Regions from separate parts of the Homo sapiens genome. Here region 2 is linked to region 1. The links are chromatin loops, found by intact Hi-C in ENCODE. Cell type or tissue: PC-9. All regions are shown on one strand. Each heading gives the region's core, and the rest is flanking DNA. Links, peaks and the distances in the headings are about the cores only. Region 1 holds the start of ARNT2-AS1 (ARNT2 antisense RNA 1). Region 2 has its middle 17 kb from the start of ABHD17C.

Evidence for each region. Hi-C counts contacts between places; a loop is a spot of excess contacts. Peaks named below come from ENCODE experiments on the same cell type or tissue, not always from the same donor. Only the 100,000 strongest peaks of a DNase experiment are listed, where the experiment ranks them.
Region 2: it touches region 1 in a loop (6-fold over the local background); 4 of 110 quality-filtered maps call a loop at or near these places.

What each region holds. Positions count from the first base shown.
Region 1 is chr15:80,581,723-80,591,306 of GRCh38, reverse strand. All of the region lies in intron 17 of ARNT2 (aryl hydrocarbon receptor nuclear translocator 2), which reads right to left. It overlaps ARNT2-AS1 (ARNT2 antisense RNA 1), which reads left to right and starts at 6,750. Exons shown (of 2, transcript XR_007064732.1): 1 at 6,750-7,489; 2 at 8,546-9,584. In PC-9, for the core only: CTCF peaks have their summits at 5,334 and 5,538; DNase peaks (open chromatin) are centred at 2,296, 3,266 and 5,466; H3K27ac peaks cover 5,109 bases.
Region 2 is chr15:80,673,263-80,684,274 of GRCh38, reverse strand. No RefSeq gene overlaps it. Among named protein-coding and RNA genes, the nearest start is that of ABHD17C, 17 kb to the left of the region's middle. In PC-9, for the core only: no CTCF peak of the experiment used is centred there; DNase peaks (open chromatin) are centred at 4,274, 4,624 and 7,054; H3K4me3 peaks cover 1,284 bases; H3K27ac peaks cover 5,345 bases.

The DNA of each region.
Region 1 (9,584 bases), core at 891-8,890:
GACTAGGTGCTTTAAGCCTTGGAGTGCTCCTTGCACTTGGTGACTGTGCACAAAGGCCTCCTGCGGGCATCTGGGGGGCAAGGGGCATATCTGTTGCATGCAGAGTGTGGGCTGAGAGAGGGTCTGTCCTCAGCAGTATGGTGTTGGCATGAGGAGGAAGACACACCTGCCCCTGCTCCTGATTCCCTCTCGGTCCACCGAATGCTCTTGAAAGGCATCTGGCCCTGCTAGAGGAAAAGCCTCATCTTGGCATTCCCAACCTCAGCCTCTGCCCCCGAGCAACTCCTCGGAAGCCACACACGCATTATACAAGGTCCCCCTACAGGGCCAAGCACCACAGTCTTTTCCTGCCTGGCTCTTTGGCAGAGTGTTTTCTTTGCGTCAGTTTGTTTGCAGGGGAAGAAATTTGGGCACTGGTCAGACAAGATAAGGTTCCTCTGTGGGAATCAGCAAATTCATTTATAAATGAGAGCCACTTTGCTTCTGTCTACAGTTTATACAAAAAAACAGCCAATGGAAGAAAACAAAAAATAGGAAACATAAGTGGAATTGGTTTTTTACATACGAGAAAGAGTCTTATTCCACTGCCCTGGCTGGAATGCAGTGGTGCAATCATGGCTCACTTCAGCCTTGAAATCCTGGGCTCAACCAATCCTCCAGCCTCAGCCTCCCTCATAGCTGGGACTACAGGCTCATGCCACATTGCCTGACTAATTAAAAAACATTTTTTTTTTAGAGATGGGGTCTGGCTCTGTTGCCCAGGTTGGTCTCAAACTCCTGGCCTCATGCAGTCCCCCTGCTCTGGCCTCCCAAAGTGCTGGGATGAGTGAGCCACTGTGCCTATCCAGTAAGTGGTTTTTTGTCGAAAAACATTTTTGAGATTCAACCAAAGAGGATCCAGTAAGTGGAATTTTGTCTAAAAACGTTTTTGAGATTCAACCAAAGAGGAGGCTTAAAAAAATACCTTCAGAGAAGATACCTTTAAGGAACATCAAAAATCTTAGAAGCTTTTTTTCTTGTTTCAAATCATTCAGTACCATTTTGGAGATAATGGGCTCTCTGTCAAGCTCTGGGTGGCAAGAGAAGCCCCATCTTGTCCCATACTACTCTTTCCAACGATCATGCTGGCCACGGGGAAGCCTCAGGCCCCACCCAACCCCCAGCCTGGGCACTGCGTTAATGTGAGGCCAGGTTAGAAAGTGTTCAGGGAGAAGAATCTCTCTCTCTCCCTCGCTCTCTCTCCCACCCATCCACCCATATATAATGCCTGAGACATAAAGGGCTTTAATAAAATGCATAAGGTCCCTTTAATGCCTTACCATTGGTGCTTTTCAAACTCTACATGATGACAATAGTTGGTAAGGAATTCTATAAAATTGAGGCAGGGTACATTCCCCTCCTTAGCATAAGAGAGATTTAAATCTACTGTGCACATAGGATTCTGCTATAAAAAATTCATCTGCCTATGTGAAATGTCTTTTCCTAATGATCCCACACAAGACCCCAAGGGCCAGGAGGAACTCTTTCATAGAATCGTGTCGACTGGCCTCATTAATTGGCTTAGCAGAGGGAAGGCTGGGTCCACAACTGTGGCAAAGTTAAAACAGTAGCATCGCCAGCTGGAGCTACGAGGAAATTCCCACCTGACAGGCACCTGTCCCATTCTGGAAGCCTGCAGAGGCTGAGCACAAGATGGGGCCTTCAGTGGGTCCATGTTGCTTGGCAGAAGGGTGGAGGGACATAGCCACCTGTGCTGAAGGAAGGGCATGGTAGACTGGGGGAATGTCCTTATGCATTCAGGAAGATGACTGCCACACAGGCTCACCCAGGATGCTGCTGCAATGATGGTTTCCTTGGGGCTTGCCCATCACAAATCAATGCCCTCAGCCCTTCCTCCTTAAAGTACATACCTACCTCTCCTTCCCTTTGCCATCAACATTTACAGCCACCCCCACCCCACAGCATCTTCTCCTTTCCCTCCCTTCTCAACCCTGTGCAATTACTCTACTGCCAGGCCCCATCCAATAGGCATTTGAAGAGTGCCCATTCTTCTCAATCTCTCTTGAGTATCCAACACTCTTGATCATTCTGTTTGAAACTATCTTGTTGACTTCTAGGACTGAACTTGATTTTGGTTCTGCTACTTCTTACACTACTCTTTCTCACGTGCCTCCTGGTCCTTACTGTAAGTGACCTTATCTCTTAACATATGTTGAAAGCAGGGGTCTGAGTCAGGCCTTCCTTCTCGTCAACAAACAAGAAGGAAATAACCTCTTCTAATCTCATCAACTGACTCATTCATTTATTCACTTGGCAAATATTTCCTGAGCTCCTGCTCTGACGTGGGCTCCATGCTGGTACTGTACACACACTGGAGAATAAGATCGTTCCTCTCTCAACAAGCATATAGCATGGTTGGGAAAGGGAGCAAACAGGCAATTCTGCACAGGTGAGAGCTGCTCTAAGAGTCAGAGGAACTAGAATAAAAACGCTTACGAGGGATACCTAACTAGCCATGACAAGTAGAAAAGGTTTTTCAGAGATCTCAGATGACACCAGAAGGGGAATTAGTAATTAATCCGGTATAGGGCTTGGAGGTAAGGTTGAAAATAATTCTAGAGAAAAGGGTCAGTCTGTTCAAAGGCCTGATGGTGAAAAAGGGCTTGGTTCATCCGGGCATCTACAGGTGGCTCAGGATGGAAGAGGAATAGAGTGAGATCAGGCAAGTCATAAGAGATAAGGCTGGAGGGTAAGCCAGGGGTCAGGTTCCACACTGTCAGTATGACCAATTTTGGGGACAACAGAGAAACACTGAAGGTTTTTAAGCAGAAGCAGGAAGCACACAGATGTGTATGGTCCATGGGTGGGTGGACAAAAAGAGAGGGAAAGAGACCAACCGAGAAAGGAATGGGGTAGACAAGAGGAGAGGGAAGGAGCCAGAGGGGAGGAGGCTGCTGTAGCAATCCTTGCAAGAGACGACAGTGGCTCAAAACACAGAACAAAAGCCAGCTGGAGAGCAGTGGGTGGATTTGAGATGTGATGGAGAAGGAGGTGCCTAGGCTTGTTGATTGATTACTGACTGTGCTGAGGGGTGTGAGTGGGAAGAGCTAGGGATGATAAACTTGCACTTCTGGTGGTATTGACAGGCTGGGGTCGGCTGAGTTCCCACTCCCCTAAATACCATCTCTCAACTCCTACCTGCTTTCCTCCATTCTCACTGCCCCAACCAGTGCTGTGAGTCATGGCCACACCCACTGCCCCCATAACCACACAGCTACTGGCGTGATCTCCCTCCAACAGTAGTCCACTGCTTACAGACTGCTTAGTGGTTGACCGCGGTCTATGTAGTAACATCCATGTTCTGGATGTTGGCATGAAGATCCTTCACGATCTGGACCTATTTTTAGCCTCATCTCCCACTTCGTGTCTAATTCCAGCCCCTCTTGCCCTAGTCACATGACAATACTTGCATGTCCCCCATGAGCCACATGCAGTTACATCTCTGTGCTACTGCACATGTGTTCTTTCTGTCATGTACATCCTTCCCCTTCTCTGTGCCTAGATAATTCTGTGCATGGGCCACCTCCCAGCCCAGATAGACTGTGTTATGGGCTGATAACACCTGGGCCAGCTGTGTGGGCTTTCAGACCACGGGTCAGAATCTTGAGGAGCTTGTGGCTTCCTAGGTCACAGAGGCAGGGATGACATCCTCCTTTTTTAAAAATTTGAAGCTCAATGCTATCATTCTCCTCTCATTAACATTTTTTCTTGTGAGGTTCAGCTGATTTGGAAATTGCCCTAAGACTTAAGGCTCACTTGAAGTCCTGCTTGGAAGTCCTATGTAGTTGGGTTTAGCTCAGTGGTTCCCAATCGGGTGATTTTGCGCAACCCCACCCCCCCACCAAACCAAGGGGGACATTTGACAATGTCTGGAAACACTTGTCATTATCATAAACAGAGAAATCCTAGTAGGTAGAGGCAGGGAGATGCTGCTGAACCCCCTATAAGGAAGAGATAGCCCCCCCACAACAAAGAATTATCCAGCCTAAAATGTCAATAGTGCTGACACTGAGAAACCCTGCTGGATAAAGTAACAAGGTGCACCAAAGGGCAGCTCATTGTCTTACAAATGCCTTCTAGGCAGAAGAAAAACGCACCTTACAGCAAGGATCACAGTCTTCCTGAGCCTTCTGGCTAAGGCCTCACCTTTTCAACACTAACTAGTATTAGGGATGGAGAGGTCTATAATTCCCCATAATTCACTGGTAAAAATGTCCGGGACTGAGCTTTATGGGCAGGAGCTGGGGAGGAAGAGGGTGCATGGTGTCTGCAAACATTTCAGATCAGCAAAATCCTACTGGCTCCCTGCCTGTGCTTAGTCTACCCTGTTCCCCTATTTTGAATTATGCCTTTCGTTTCTCACTCCAGATATTTTTGAAATAATAAATTCCTTTTTTTTTTTTTTTGAAATGGAGTCTTCCTCTGTCATCCAGGCTGGAGTGCAGTGGTGCAATCTCGGCTCACTGCAACCTCCACCTCCCAGGTTCAAGCAATTCTCCTGCCTCAGCGCGCACCACCATGCCCGGCTAATTTTTGTATTTTTAGTAGAGACAACGTTTCACCATGTTGGCCAGGCTGGTCTTGGACTCCTGGCCTCAAGGGATCAACCCACCTCGGCCTCCCAAAGGGCTGGGATTACAGGTATGAGCCACCACACCCAGCCTGGAATAACAAATTCTTTCAATTCTCCTCTCCAAAGTGAGTATGGGCTAGGTGGGGCAGGCTGGGATGGACATGGCTCTTTTACAAAAAGGCAATGTGTTCTGGATGTGTTTCTCGAGCTTTGTAAAAGACATTCATCCCCAGAGTTGTTTATCTATTGTGACCTGATTTAATCTGTATCGACCTGATCTGACTTGTGTCATGCATGGATGAATTGCTTTAGAGACCTCACCCTAAACTGAGACGCATGTGGGGAACAAGGAGCTATGGACATGCTGTTGCTTGCCAAGACAATATATCTGGAAATCATGCTGCTAAGAAAATAATGTAACTTAGATCCTACGTATGTGTATGCCACACTTGGAGCAAGTCAAGGAATTGAAACCTGGTCTGCTACAGCACCTTTGAGCCATTTCTCTTTAAGCAACCTGTGCACTTGGCTCCCTGCATTTCTCCAAGAAACAAGGTAATATCAACAAGCAGATGCCTGGCAGTAGTTGAGATGAAAAGAAACTGAGCAATTTGAGGATTCAGGTCATATACATTCTTGCCAGTTATCAATTTATTGCCTCTTGGCTCTAAATCCATCCTTCTTTGCCCTGTTTCATGATACTGAAACTACACCCTGCAAACATTTCTCCTTTGTCAGCGAGTGCAGCGTTAGGCTTTCTCAGCAGAGGACGCTGGAGAGACAAGCGAGGTACTGCAGAGAAGTGGCTTCTCTTCCTGGATCAGGTGTTTCTTTCCTCCTGCAGTGTGTCTAACGCAGTGTGCAGGATGTCAGGGTGCTCCCTCTTCAGCACATTTCTCTACCACCCAGAGGCTGCCTCCTGTGAGTCAGTTTTACCTGCGGGCACTCCCTGGGGAAATTCTTGGCCACCTGGTGGGGTGGGTGTGTAGACCATTTCTGGTCCATCTGCACCCCCTACTGAGTGTCTCAGTCAGTGGGCAGGCTGCTTTTACAGACCCACTGCAGTCCAGAGCATCCACAGTGTGTTACCAAGACAGATGCACATTCTCCAACAAGGGCTGAACCTCAGGTTTTGTGGGGTGGGGTCTCCTCTTCCAAGTTCTTAGTTCCTGTCTTGTCTACTTTCCCTTAGCCTTAGAGGTAGAAGCTGCTGCCCACATTTATTATTCCTGTATTCCTCAGGGTCCTTCTTAACCACCTTTAATTAGTCACAAAATCTTTAAATTTTTCCTGTTTAAATTACTGCCATGGTTTCTGTCTCCTGACTGGGCCCTACAGGCACAACACTTTCCCCACTTACTTTGTTAAGGGAATAAATGCTTGGATTTTTCAGGGCTTAAGTAATGGGACTGTGTAGTTTCCTAGTGGATGCTACATTTCAAATGGCTAGGTTTTTGCTGTGACTGGACTCAAAATGAAAATGATACTAAGACTGGAAACACAATTATGACAGCAGTAAAGCTCAAGATAACGTGAAAGGTCTGAAATGGAAGAAATGCTTTGGCTTGACTCCTGAAAGCTCGTTGAACAAAACCAGCATGTGTTTCACAGAAAGGGCTGAGACCCAGGCAGGGGCGTTTTTTCTCACTCAATGTATAAACTCAGTCTACAAAGCTATCCTGAGGAGTCTGCTACAGTTGAAGCACTGTTCAAAAGTGACATGCTATGCTTGTCACAACTCGATGTCTGCCCCTGGTCCACCACTGGGTGACGTCCGGCAAGTCTGCTCAGCAGGCATTCCAAATCCCCTGCCTGCTCCAGCCAGCCAGAAGCAGGAGGCTGGGATCAACCGCATTATCTCTCTGGGCTCTGGCCATGGATAATGAACTGAGGCCAGGTACCGTGGGGTGCTGTCAGGACTGGGAACCCATCAGTGCCACACCAATAGGCCCCAGGGCTGCACAGAGGGCACTGGGAAGCCACTCAGATGTGCCCACGCTGGGCTAGGGTGTGTGTCCATTGCAAATGTAAACACGGCCTGTTTTTTAAGCCTGCTTTGTGTTTAATAATTAATGAAACTGACCATTAATGGGGCAGACTGCTCTGTTCCTTCTCCACTCACCGATTCTTACCTGCTCTGTTCCTTCTCCACTCACCCATTCTTACCTGCTCTGTTCCCTGCACCCTTTCCCACTGTGCCCTCGGGAGTAACCATCCTCACTAACGAACAACCCTTTGGGTCCTCTTCCTAACCATACACACACCCTCTTTCTTCTGTCCTTAACCAAAGCCTGCCCTCTTCTCCCAGCCAGCACTCCACTTCCTTGAAGCCCTGTGGAGTAAAAGCTGACCCTGTGGTCAGAAGGGGGTCTGGTGTCCACCCATTTTCCAGGCCCCTCTACACCTCTGATGTGAACCCCAACACCTTATGCTGGGTCCCCTCTGCCTGCACTGGGAGCCTTCCTCCAGCAGTGTACTCATCACAGACGATGACAGCAACCCCTCGCCTCGAGGTCTCCCTCTCCCTCCCAAGACTGTGCCTCCCTTCCTGCTCTCCTGCTCAGCTTCGTCTCCACTCTATCACCTGTTCACTCCACCACAGCCTGGCTTTCAACACACTCTCCCTGCATCCTATTCCACTCAAATAGCTGTGGCCAAAGGTAACACATGATGCACTGATGGCAAGGCCATAAGAAACTTCTCAGTCCTTCATTTCTCGATTTTATATGCTTTTTCCATGCCCTCATTGGAAGGGTTCCAGCCCCTTTCTCATGAATGTACATCAAGGGCCATCTGCTGGGACATCCAATTCCTGCTTAATTCTGAGGTCCCCTGTGAATGGATTTGAAAATGATGGTAAGTACAGAGTAGTGGATGGGAACACAGTCTCAGATGTACTGCCCAGCTTTGATTCTTGGCTCCAAAGGCATGATTCTGCTATTATCAGCTATAGTAAGTTAGCCTGGGTAAGTTATCTGACCTCAGTGTGCCTTAGTTTACTTATCTGTGAGATGGGAATAATAATGGTATCTCCTTCTTAGGGCTATTGTGAGCACTGAATGAATGCTACATGCTAGCATATAATAAGTACCTACTAAGGGCAGGCTGCTATCATTACTATTATTATCATCTGAGTGTGAGATAGCTCAAAGGCAAATGTAAAAACCCAACCTGGAGCCCCATCTGTGTTGAGCCTGTTCTTGGCCACAGTGGTGCAGTGGCCTCAACCCAGGGCTTCGTCCTTCCTGTGTCCCGTCTCCATTTATACTTCAGGGCCTGGCATTTGTTTAGTGGAGACTAGACAGAGGCATGGAGCTAAAGGCACTGGATGGTTGGGGCAGGGAAGTGGCCTGCCCACCTGTCTCGTCACGGCCACAGTGGGATGCTCCAAGACCTTGCCACGGTTGCGTGTTAGCTCTGCTCCGAAGCCTCTCTTGACCCCATCAGACATAACGACTGTCCTGGCCTGCAGCCACAAGGGCCCCCACGCAGACCATGGCTGCCGCACCTGCAGACTGTCCTGCCTGCCTCCCTTTACCTCTGTCTGTCTCCCCTGACCCAGTCTCTGGACTGTGTCCTTCTCTGGGTGGGGACCAGGTCTCCTGTCTTCCAGGGCTGATTCGGGGCCTGGCACTGAAGGTTTTTTTGAGTAGATCGGTGCCAGATGGTCCCTGGGCTTCCGGGAAGGACTAGGTACCCAGGAGGCCTTGAGTCTATGAGGCCCACCTTCAGGAGGAGGTGAAGGGGTCTCTCCACACCCGGGTGGGGAACCAGATGTGGAGAAGGATCTCACGTGTGACTGCAGGAAGGTGGATGCTATCCTGAGAAACAGGATTCTGGGCTCAAGGTGGTAACCGTGCTGAGTGCCTGGCTGACTTGAGAGCAACTGCTATGGGGTTTCTCCTTCCTCAGACAGGGTGCTGTGCTTCTAAACTGGGTTCCAGTGAACCACGTGGCGAGAATACTTAACAGACGAAGAGGAGACACACTGCAAGTAAATGGGACTAAGGCTGGAGGGACAAGCATGGCCTCAGGAAATGCTGTGCCCCAAGACCTCGGGCTGAGTGGGACGGACGTGCTGCTGTTAGTGGAGGAGGTGGGGAGGGCTGGGCAGCAGATGACAACTCCCCATTGTGTGCTAGGGGCTCTGCACAGCATTTTTCTTTCTTTTGTTTTTTCAGACAGGGTCTCACTGTGTCACCCAGGCTGGAGTGCAGTGGTGTGATCATGGCTCACTGCAGCCTCAACCTCCTGGGATCAAATGATCCTCCCACCTTAGCCTCCTGAGTAGCTGGAATTACAGGCATGCACCACAACACCTGGCTAATTTTTTTTTTTTTTTTTTGTAGAGACAGGGTTTTGCAATGTTGCCCAGGCTAGTCTTGAACTCCTGGGCTCCGGTGATCTGCCACCTTGACCTTTCAAAGTGCTGGGATTACAGATGTGAGTCACCGCGCCCTGCCTGCACAGAATTGTTCATAAGGCTGACAGACAAGCAGTTCTAATGGAAGCTTTTAACTTGCCACGTGGAAATTCAGATGTTTGGGCTCAGATTCACGCTCATCTGAGGAATCAATTCTGTAGAGAAAAGCTCTATGAGCCGCACTGCTGGGTGTCACCCAGTGACCTCACTGTGAGAAAGCAGGCACCAGCTTGGACTTCTTACCAGGACCACGGGTCTCTTATGAGCTTGTCCTGACGTGGAGTGGAACCCTAGCCCTGGGAGACATGCTGAGGAGGTTCCTTACACACACGGAGAGTGGGCAAGGCCCAGGATCCTGAGAAATGCACAGGACACAGCGGTTCCTTAACCCTCTATGGCCTGAGGTTTTGTTAACAAAGTAAGATAGGTGTTTTTAATATTTAAAAGAGACAGAAAACTTTGCAGTGTTATTTATGCAATTGATTGTCTCTATAGCTATTCTCTAGTTTCTTGAAACAAGACTATAAG
Region 2 (11,012 bases), core at 1,599-9,598, 92 kb before region 1:
CCAAGCAAAGGGGTTTCCCCTTATTAAACCATCAGATGTGGTGAGACGTATTCGCTACCATGAGAACACTATGGGGGAAACCACCCCCATGATTCAGTTATCTCTCACTGGGTCCCTCCCACAACACCAGGGAATTATGGGAGCTACAATTCAAGATGAAATTTGGGTGGGGACACAGCCAAATTATATCACTGACACAGTGAAATAAAGTAACTTCTGAGGTCACACCACTAATAAGTGGAAAAGCCTAGATTCACCCTTGCTTTTAACCACTGCTGTATACTACCTCTCACTGAAAATACTTCATAACTATTTGTTGAATGAAAGCATAGATTTATGAATCAATCAGTGTCACAGACTATGCTGAAAGTATGGTATAAGAAATAGTCTATGGGCCAGGCGTGGTGGCTCATGCCTGTAATCCCAGCACTTTGGGAGGCCGAGGTGGGTGGATCATGAGGTCAGGAGATCGAGACCATCCTGGCTAACAAGGTGAAACCCTGTCTCTACTAAAAATACGAAAAATTAGCCAGGCGCCATGGCAGGTGCCTGTAGTCCCAGGTACTCGGAAGGCTGAGGTGAGAGAATGGTGTGAACCCAGGAGGCTGAGCTTGCAGTGAGCCGAGAACGCACCACTGCACTCCAGCCTGGGCAACAGAGCGAGACTCCATCTCAAAAAAAAAAAAAAAAAGAAAAAAGAAATAGTCTATGAAGAATTACATATATTTTGAACATGTTTAGAATTATGGTAGCTTGTCTCCAAGATGGCCTCTGCTAATTCCTTCCCTCCCTTTACAAGCAATTTCCCCATTGAGAGATGTATTCTATTCCTCTACTTGCTTGAGATTGGGTTTGCCTGTGACTGCTTTCATTAACAGAATGTAGTTGAAGTGGTTCTGTGAGACTTCCAAGCCTATATCCTACAAAGCTTCCCAGCTTCTGTCTGACTCTCTTGATATGCTTCCTCTGGGGAAAACCAGCTGGCATGCTGTGAAGAAGTTCAAGTTATCCAAATGGAAGGTCTGCATTGAGAGTGTCTGATCAACCTCCCCGATTCTCCAGTTGTTCCAGCCCAGGTATCAGACATTCAAGTGAATGATCAGCTTCAGCTGCCATCTGACCACAACCTTATGAAAGATCCCAAGTGAGAACCACCTAGTTAAGCCTATCAACCCTCAGAACCATGAATAATAAGAATAAATTGTCATCTTAGCCACCAATCTTTGGAGCAGTTTCTTATGTAGCATTAGAAAACTGAAACAAAAACGTTTTTTATCATGCCAAATGAAGTCCTCTTCATTAGGATTCCTTAGGAGAAATTTCTATTTTATCTTGATGCCAAAAAGCGTTGAGTAATTAATTGTCCTGCTCTCACCTACCCACATCCAACCATGGACATTGTGACTTGTATGGCCCGGAAGTTGACCCTTTCATTTTAACTGCTAGAGAGCCCAGAGCCAAGTGCTGCCCCTCTTGAGACTGGTGTGATTGTAATCATCTGCAATCATAGCTTTTTTAAAAAAATTTTACTTTGTTGTCTTTCTGTTTTTTACCTTAAAAAAACCCGACATATAATTTATGTGAGCTTACATTTCAAGTATCCTTGTAAGCTTTCTTAACTTATTCCTATAACCAGGTAGAATGTAATAAATATAAATAAATAGACTATTTTCCAGGAACTGTGCAGGGTTTATGAAAGAGTCATAAAGTTGAATCAGCCACGGTGTTGTTCTCAGGGAGAGACACCCATACGAAAATAACTCTCATGCTTATTCTGTAACTTGTATGGTAGCAGTAATATAAGAAATACTGAAAGTGCTCTGAGAACACAGAATGATTTATTTCATTGTGGGGCCTCTGGTAGACGCCTTCTCAGAGCTGGACTTTGGAGGAAGAAGGGGCAATTCAAAGCAAAGGGAAGTGTGCAGAGGACACAGATGAGTGTAAATGTTTGGATGCCTGGGAAACCAACAGGTGATATGGCTTGCATGGGTTTAGAGCCAGATATGGCAGGATGGCAGGAGATGAAAAGAAAATCCGAAGTTGAAACTAAATTAACAGAGGCCTCATATTGCTTGTTCCCTTCCTCCATGTGATCCACTTCATTGGTCCTCCTCTTAAAAGGGTACTCAGACTCAAACTTCACACTCCACAGAGCAGCACAAAGTCAGTGTCCACACTGACAAGAGCAGAGCAAAGGGGTACCATTCTGTTCTTTATTCCACATGGTTTCTATTAATGCTGCCAGAAATTGCACTGGTTTCTTGGATATGCTTATAGTGTGATCCCAGCTATGTCCTACAACCAACAAAAGATGTTCAGTGGGAAGAAATATTGGAAGTATCTCCAAATATTGGGAGCAGTTGTCGTTAGCTGTAAGACTGTGGGTAATGTCTATCTACTTATTTTTATTCCCTTGTGGTTTCTAGTTTTTCTATGATGAACATAATTACATTTGGCATGTTGGAGAATAAAAATGCATTTTATTTGTTAATGCCTTCTATGCTACACTAAAGAGTTTTTATTTCATTTTGTAGGCAACAGACATTGGGGTATTTAGGAAGGTAATAATCCTATCTGGTTTGGGAAGGATGCCCCCAGTGCCTTGGAGAGGTGTCTTTTTAAGGCATCTGCTTGTTGCTGGGGGTGGTGGCTCCCACCCGTAATCCCAGAACTTTGGGAAGCGGAGGTGGGAGGATTGCTTGAGCCCAGGAATCCAAGGCTGCAGTGAGCCATGAGCGTGCCACTGAACTCTAGCCTGGGTGACACAGAGACCCTGACTCAAAAATAAAAAATAAAATAAATCTCTTCATTAGTGCCACAGACCCATCACCTCTAGGGATTATTCTAGAAGCTTCAGTCTCCACTGCTTTCTGGATTTTTCCCTTCAGCTGATAAGGATTCTCAAGTTATCCATATTGTAAACAAATAAACCCTCACCTTCCTGGTATCCTCTTATCTCCTACCTTCTGTGCACTTTTATCTCTTCACTGCCAAGCTCTTTTGAGAAGGGTGGTCTATACTCACTATCTCCATTTTGTCAATATCCAGCAATCCCACAACCCAGTGGTTCCCAAGCTTGTCTGCAAATCAAAACTATCTGAGTATCTTTAAAACTTCCAAAACCCTGGTGATGTGGTTTGGCTCTGTGTCTCCACCCAAATCTCATGTCAAATTGTACAGTAATTCCCAGTGTTGGGGGAGGGACCTGGTGGGAGGTGATTGGATCATGAGGGCGATTTCCCCCTTAGTGTTCTTGTGATATTTCTAGTGAATTTTCACAAGATCTAGTTGTTTAAAACAGTGTAGCACTTCCCACTTCTCTCTCTCCTACCACCATGTGAAGACGTACTTGCTTCCCCTTCGCCCTTCTGCCATGATTGTAAGTTTCCTGAGGCCATCCCAGCCATGACTTCTATACAGCCTGCAGAACTGTGAGTCAATTAAGCCTCTTTTCTTTATAAATTTCCAAGTCTCCAGTAGTTCTTTATAGCAGTGTGAGAGCAGACTAATACACTTGGTCATACTCTAGATCAGAAATCCCAGTCTCTGATGGAGGGACTAAGTAATTCCATTGTGTGGACCAGTTTGAAAAGGACTGCCATAACCCTTGCAGGTTGCTCCCTTGAAGATCACTAAAAGCAAAGTTTAATGTTATCATTATTATTATTATTTTTTGACACAAGGTCTTGCTCTGTTGCCCAGGCTGCAGTACAGTGGCACAATCATAGCTCACTGCAGCCTCAACCTCTCCTGGGTGCAAGTCATCCTCCCATCTCAGCCTCCCCACTAGCTGGAACTACGGGTATGCACCACTAAACATGGCTAATTTTTAAAAATTGTTTTGTAGAGATGGAGGTCTCACCATGTTGCCCAGGCTGGTCTCAAACTCCTGGGCTCAATAGATCCTCCTGCCTTGGCCTCTCAAAATTTGGGGATTATAGGTATGAGCCACTGCACCCCGTTATGTTCTTATTTTTTTTATCATGCTCCATTTTCCCAAAGCATTGGAAATAGTTGGCTACCAACTAGGTATACACTCTTAGCATTCAAAGCCTTCTGTGGAATTGCTTCTAATAAAATTGGAACCTTGCACTGTTTACATAAGTAGGTGTTTTGGGACATTATAAACAAAGTGGGGCAGGGCCAGGAATCCAGAAATGATACGTATTCTTTGCCCTGGGATAGGCACCAGGCAGGTGGTGGACCCAGCTTCTGACAACAGAAAATTATCCTGCTAGACAGGCAGAACTTCCTGTTCACTCAGCAATCCATGTCTGTGCTGAGCCAGTACAGTGACACGTTAACTGAGGCAAATAGGAAATGCTATGGGGCATCAAGGAAGTAGTTACTCTCCACCCCTGGGAAAGTAGTCAGTCAGAAAAGGCTTCAAGAAGGTGACTTTTGAGCAGATGAAAGTGTCCAGAGTGTGTACCAACAAGCAATGTAAGTGGCAACCCAGGAATCTTGGTCAGAATCAGGAAGGAGAGAATTCACATTTATGGAGCCCTACCTCTGTGCCAGGCAGTAGTAAACATGTCAGAAGTGTTTGAATGGGAGCAGCTCCATCTTGAACAGGGACTGAGTAAAATGAGGCTGAAACTTGCTGGGCTGCATTCCCAGGAGGTTAAGCATCCTTTGTCACAGGATGGGATAGGAGTTCGGCAGGACCGGTATCACAAGCTTCAGGTCACAAAGACCTGGCTGATAAAACAGGATGTGGTGAAGAAGCAAGCCAACACCCTCCAAAACCAAGATGGCAGTGAAAGTGACTTTGGTCATCCTCACTGCTCATTAAATGCTAATTATAACGCATTAGCATGCCAAAAGACACTCCCACCAGCTCATGACAGTTTACAAATGCCATGGCAATGTCTGGAAGTTACCCTATAGAGTCTAAAAGGGGGAGAAACCCTCAGTTCCGGGAACTCCCCACCTCTTTCTGGAATGAATAATCCACCCCCTCACACAGCATATAATCAATAAAAAACCATAAGTATGCTCCGTCAAGCAGCCCATGCTGCCATTCTGCCTATGTGATAGCCACTCTTTTATTCCTTTGCTTTCTTTCTTTTTCTTTTTTTTTTTTTTTTTGAGACGGAGTTTCGCTCTTGTTGCCCAGGCTGGAGTGCAATGGCGCAATCTGGCTCACCTGTGACCTCCGCCTCCTGGGTTCAAGTGATCGTCCTGCCTCAGCCTTCCAAGTAGCTGAGATTACAGGCATGCACCACCATGACCGGCTAATTTTTTTTTTTTTTTTTTTTTTTAGCAGAGACGAGGTTTCTCCATGTTGGTCAGGCTGGTCTTGAACTCCCGACCTCAGGCGATCCGCCCGCCTTGGCCTCCCAAAGTGCTGGGATTACAGGCGTGAGCCACCGTGCCTGGCCTCCTTTGCTTTCTTAATAAACTTGTTTTCACTTTACTCTGTCAGCTCACTCTTGAATTCTTTCCTACACAAAACCAAGAACCCACATGGGCTCCCAGGCTGAACCGCAGTTTTGGGGTTCGCCCTGTGACAAACAGGGCACTGTGAAAGGCTGTGCCCCAGAAAGCAGACTCTCTGAGCTAGAGATCAACATGCAGGAAGTTTATCAGGGAGTGACCTTGGCATCAACATCTGTTGATGGGAAAGGGAAAAAAGGAAAGCAGGATTGGGCAGAAGGGAAGTTGGGCTGTAATGCGGTCTCACTGAATATCTTAGCTGCCAGCACAGGGAACATTGAAGATCAGAGAGAACACTGAACAACTTTTTCATGTCACATATCACACAGCTTACACATCTCAGAGCAGAAATTTGAGTCTGGTTCTGATTCCAAAGTTCGTATTCTCTCTAGGATGTGCATTCTCAGTGGCAGATATGGGGGCAGGGAGTAATATTGTCTTCAAGGGTATAAAACTGGTTCTTCTTTTTCTTTGAGACAGGATCTCACTTTGTCACCCAGGCTGGAGTGCAGTGGTGCAACCTCAGCTCACTGCAGCCTCGACTTTCCTGCATTCAGACAATCCTCCCACCTCAGCCTCCCAAGTAGCTGGGACTATGGGCATGTGCCACCACACCCCACTAAGTTTTAAAACATTTCTTATAGAGATGGAGGTCTCGCTATGTTGCTTGGGCTGGTCTGGAACTCCTGGCCTCAAGCGATCCTCTCGCCTTGGCCTCCCAAAATGTTGGGATTACAGGCATGAGCCGCCACGCCTGGCAGAAAACTGTTTTTTGGCAGGGACAAAATGATCTTAGATATTACAGGGTTTGCGACCTTCAAAGAGTCACAGAACATAAACACGTAGAGAGTATATCTGTGCTGTTACATTACAGTTTCATGAGGAGAAACAATTAGGGAAACAATATCAAAGAAGTGATAAAAAGCCGGGCACAGTGGCTCACGCCTGTAATCCCAGCACTTTGGGAGGCCGAGGCGGGCGGATCACCTGAGGTCGGGAGTTCGAGACCAGCCTGACCAACATGGAGAAACCCCATCTCTACTAAAAATACAAAGTTAGCCGGGTGTGCTGGCACATGCCTGTAATCCCAGCTACTCGGGAGGCTGAGGCAGGAGAATCACTGAACCCAGGAAGCGGAGGTTGCAGTGAGCCGAGATCACGCCATTGCACTCGAGCCTGAGCAACAAGAGCAAAATTCTGTCTCCAAAAAAAAAAGAAGTGATAAAAGAAAAACTTCAGCCTAATTAAATTTAAAGGAGTTTAATTGAGCAATGAACGATTCACAGGCAGCCTCCCAAGCCAGAGTAGACTCTGAGACTCCCGTGCAGCCACATGGTGGAAGATTTATGGATAGAAAAAGGAAGTGATGTGCAGAAAAAGAAAGTGAGGTACAGAAACAGCTGGGTTGGTTACATGGTGGCATTGCCTTATTTGAACACAGTTCGAACAGTTGGCTACATTTGATTGGCCAAAACCAGGTGACTGGCGCAAGTGTAGGCTGTGGTCTGTTTACACCTCCACTTGTTATAGTTCACAATGTACAGAAAAACCTTTGGGCCAAACTTAAAATATGTATGTAAGGAGGCAGCTTTAGGCTAAACTTGGCTTAACAGGAGGTGGATGTGGTAGAAAGTCAATAATGACAAATAGATTGACAAATTGCTCTAGGAAGTATTGAAGGTGGGGCTAAGAGGTATAAGGTAAAACTAGGTGTCTATGAAAAGAGTCAAACTCTAAAATATTTGAAGAGATTTATTATAGCCAAATATGAGTGCCCAATGAACCATGACACAGCCCTCAGGAGATCCTGAGAACATGTGCCCAAGGTGGTTGGGGTACAACTTAGTTTCATTTACATTTTAGGGAGATATAGGACATCAATCAAATACACGTGAGATGTACATTGGTTCAGTCCAGAAAGGTGGGACAACTCAAAATGGGGCATTGGGATGAGGGAGGGACTACCAGGTTAAGGGCAGATTTAAAATTTTTCTGATTGGCAATTGGTTGAAATAGTTGTTATTGTCTAAAACTTAGGAATGTCTGGGTCAAGATTGAGGGTGTGGAATCCACAGTTTTATCATGCAGGTGAAGCCTCGGGGTAGCAGGCTTCAGAGAGAATACATTGTAAATGTTACCTGTCAGACGTAAAGAGTCTGTTTTATCAGTAATTCCAAAAGGCAGGAGGGTATAATGAGGCATGTCAGACGGCCCCTGCCCATCATGACCTGAGCTAGTTTTTCAAGTTAGCTTTGAAATGCCCTTGCCAAGAGCAGGGGTCCATTCACATGTTCGGGGGGCTTAGAATTTTATTTTTGGTTTACATAGGTATTCCACATTGAGACAAAATTATGGAGGGGTAAGAAAATGCAGGGGCAGTGCCTGGACCTGCTCTCTAGACAATGAGAACCTATTTGGGATTTTCAACAAGGAAATAGCATGTGTTTTGAATATATGGCAGGAGCAGTAGTGTGAAGCATGGATTAGAGATGGGGACAGTGAAGATAGGAGGCCATTGCAACAAACCAAATGAGAGATAGAGCCTGACTCAAACATTGACAAAAGGATGGAGAGAAGAGGAGAGTTTTGCAAGAGATTAAGAAAGAAGAATCAACAATAAGATTCATACACTAACTCCATGGGGGTGGAGTGTGGAAATAACAAACCCAATGTGTTTTTTCTATTTTCTCATCCCACGACAATCCATACAGAAGACTTCTGTGACCAAATGTCAAGAGCAGGGGACCGGGGCGGGGGGCGCTCACAAATACTGCAGCGCATTTCCCGCCCACACCAAGCAAGCAAGCAGTGCTGTGGCAGATACCACCTGGGTGTTCTCTACTTCAATTCTGACATGGTCTACCTGGAGACAGCATCAGATCCCACAGGGTGAGGGCTCAGTCCCACAAGACTGGCCCCATATCAAATGCCAGTTGCAAGCCCCAGATTATTTTACCTGCGCTTCTGACTGACTGGCTATAAATTGGGATTCCCATGACCCCCTCCTTGGTTTTGAATAATTTGCTAGAGTGGCTTATGAACTCTATAACCAGTTTATTATTGTAAACCAAAAAGTATCTGAGACATGTCTCAATCAGTTTAGGAAGTACTTTATTTTGCCAAGGTTAAGAACACACCCATGACACAGCCTCAAGAGGTCCTGATGACATGTGCCCAAGCTTGGTTGGGGCGAGCTTGGTTTTATACATTTTAGGGAGACATGAGATATCAATCAATATATGCAAGATGTACATTGGTTCAATCCAGAAAGGCGGGACCACTGAAGCGGGGTGGGGGCTTCCAGGTCATAGGTAGATAAGAGACAAATGGTTGTATTCTTTTGAGTTTCTGATTAGCCTCTCCAAAGGAAGCAATCCGATATGCATTTATCTCAGTGAGCAGAGGGGTGACTTTGAGCTCTGTCTTGCCTTTGCCCACAAATTGTGACAGAGGTATGTAACTTTTTTTTTTAATCTTAGTGTTACAGGAAAGGGATCCGGATCCAGACCCCAAGAGAGAGTTCTTGGATCTTGCCTAAGAAAGAATTCAGGGTGAGTCCATACAGTAAAGTGAAATCAAGTTTGTTAAGAAAGTAAAGGAATGAAAGAATGGCTACTCCATAGGCAGAACAGCTCTGAGGGTTGCTGGTTGCCCATTTTTATGGGCATTTCTTGATGCTATGCTAAACAAGGGGTGGATTATTCATGCCTCCCCTTTTTAGACCATATAGGGTAACTTCCTGACGTTGCCATGGCATTTGGAAACTGTCATGGCACCAGTGGGAATGTAGCAGTGAGGCCAGCCAAAGGTCACTCTTGTGGCCATCTTGATTTTGGTGGGTTTTGGCTGGCTTTTTACTGCAAACTGTTTTATCAGCAAGGTCTTTATGACCTGTATCTTGTGCTGAGCTCCTATCTCATCCTGTGACTTTAGAATGCCTTAACCATCTGGGAATGCAGCCCAGTAGGTCTCAGCCTCATTTTACCTAGTTCCTATTTAAGACGGAGTTGCTCTGGTTCACACGCCTCTGACATTAGTAGCTATCTTTTTTTTTGGAATACAACGGGAGGCAGGTTTACCCTAAGCCATTCCGAGCTCGACTTTCCCTTTTAGCTTAGTGATTTTTGGGTTTCAAGATTTATTTTCCTTTCACATTTTAAAGGATATTACAAAGAATGTGGATGAAGTGACATATAGGGTCAGGTGTGTGGAAGGGAACAGAGCTTCTAGGTCTTCCCTGGAGCACCACCCTCCAGGAACCTCCACATGTTCAACCATCTGGAAATTCTCCAAACCCTGTCCTTTTGGGTTTTTCTGGAGGTTTCATTTTGTAGGCATGATTGAGGAAGCCACTGGCCCTGTCCCTTCCCTGGAGGTTGGTGGGTGAGGCTGAAAGTCCCAACCCTTTAAGCACAAAGCTGCTTCCTCTGGCAACCAACCCCCATCCAGTGGTTTCAGGGACTTTCCAAACATTGCCTCATTCACATAAGCTCAGATGTATTTGAAAGGACTTGTAAATAGTAAAAGATTGTCTTTCACCTTTATCCTTCAGGAGCTACTTTAGGAACCAAAACCAAAAATCCAAATACTTTAGCAAAAAATATTCTTACTGTACTAGTCACTTAGGAAATAACAAGGGCTACTGGGGCTGAGAGCTGGGAATCCTTGATGAAAACCAAATATATATCTGTCATAATAGCACAGATAGGGGGTGGGTATCACATATGGCCATGAGTCTTACAGGGCAGAGATGGTTCTATAATCAGAGCTAATCTAGAGTGAGAGGCACCTTTGCAAGGGTGATCACATGAGTAAGGTTGCTGCGGGACCTCCGGGAGGAGGGCTGGAGGAAGAGGACAGCAATGCTAGTTTGAAGCTGGTTCCCCAGAGGAGGGCAGCATTTTTGAGGTAGAAGTGATGATTGAAGCTGTGGAGGTAGACCACGTCTCTGGGGAAGAGAGTGCAGAGGTAGAAGAAAGTTAAGCAGATGCCACTGTGGAAGAGACATCTGTGAAGAATCAGGGTAAGAAAATGAGTACTTTTCCATGCGGATGGAGGAGTTACAAGAAGGGATTAAGGGAAAAATAATTTTTATCTGAGGAATGTGAGTCCTTTTAAATCATCAGGCCCAGAGAGGCATTAGCATGAGACAGCAACTGTACCCTCTTGAGCTATGTATTCGTCTCTTAAAACTGCTTGCCGTTGCCACAGGTAGCTGTAAATTAATGTAACAATGCCTCACTGGACACTGTAGCCCACACTCTGTAGTCACTGTACCTCATTTTTGTCTTTAAAAGTCTGCTTGTGTTTGGGAGGCCAAGGTGGGCCATTCGCTTGAGGCCAGGAGTTTGAGACTAGCCTGGCCAACATGGCGAAACTCCGTCTCTACTGAAAATACAAAAATTAGTTGGGCATGATGGTGCACACATGTAGTCCCAGCTACTTGGGAGGCTGAGGCAGAGGATTTCTTGAACCTGGGAGGCAGAAGTTGCAGCAAGCCGAGATCACGCCACTGGACTCTAGCCTGGGTGACAGAGCGAGACTCCATCTCAAAAATAAATAAATAAATA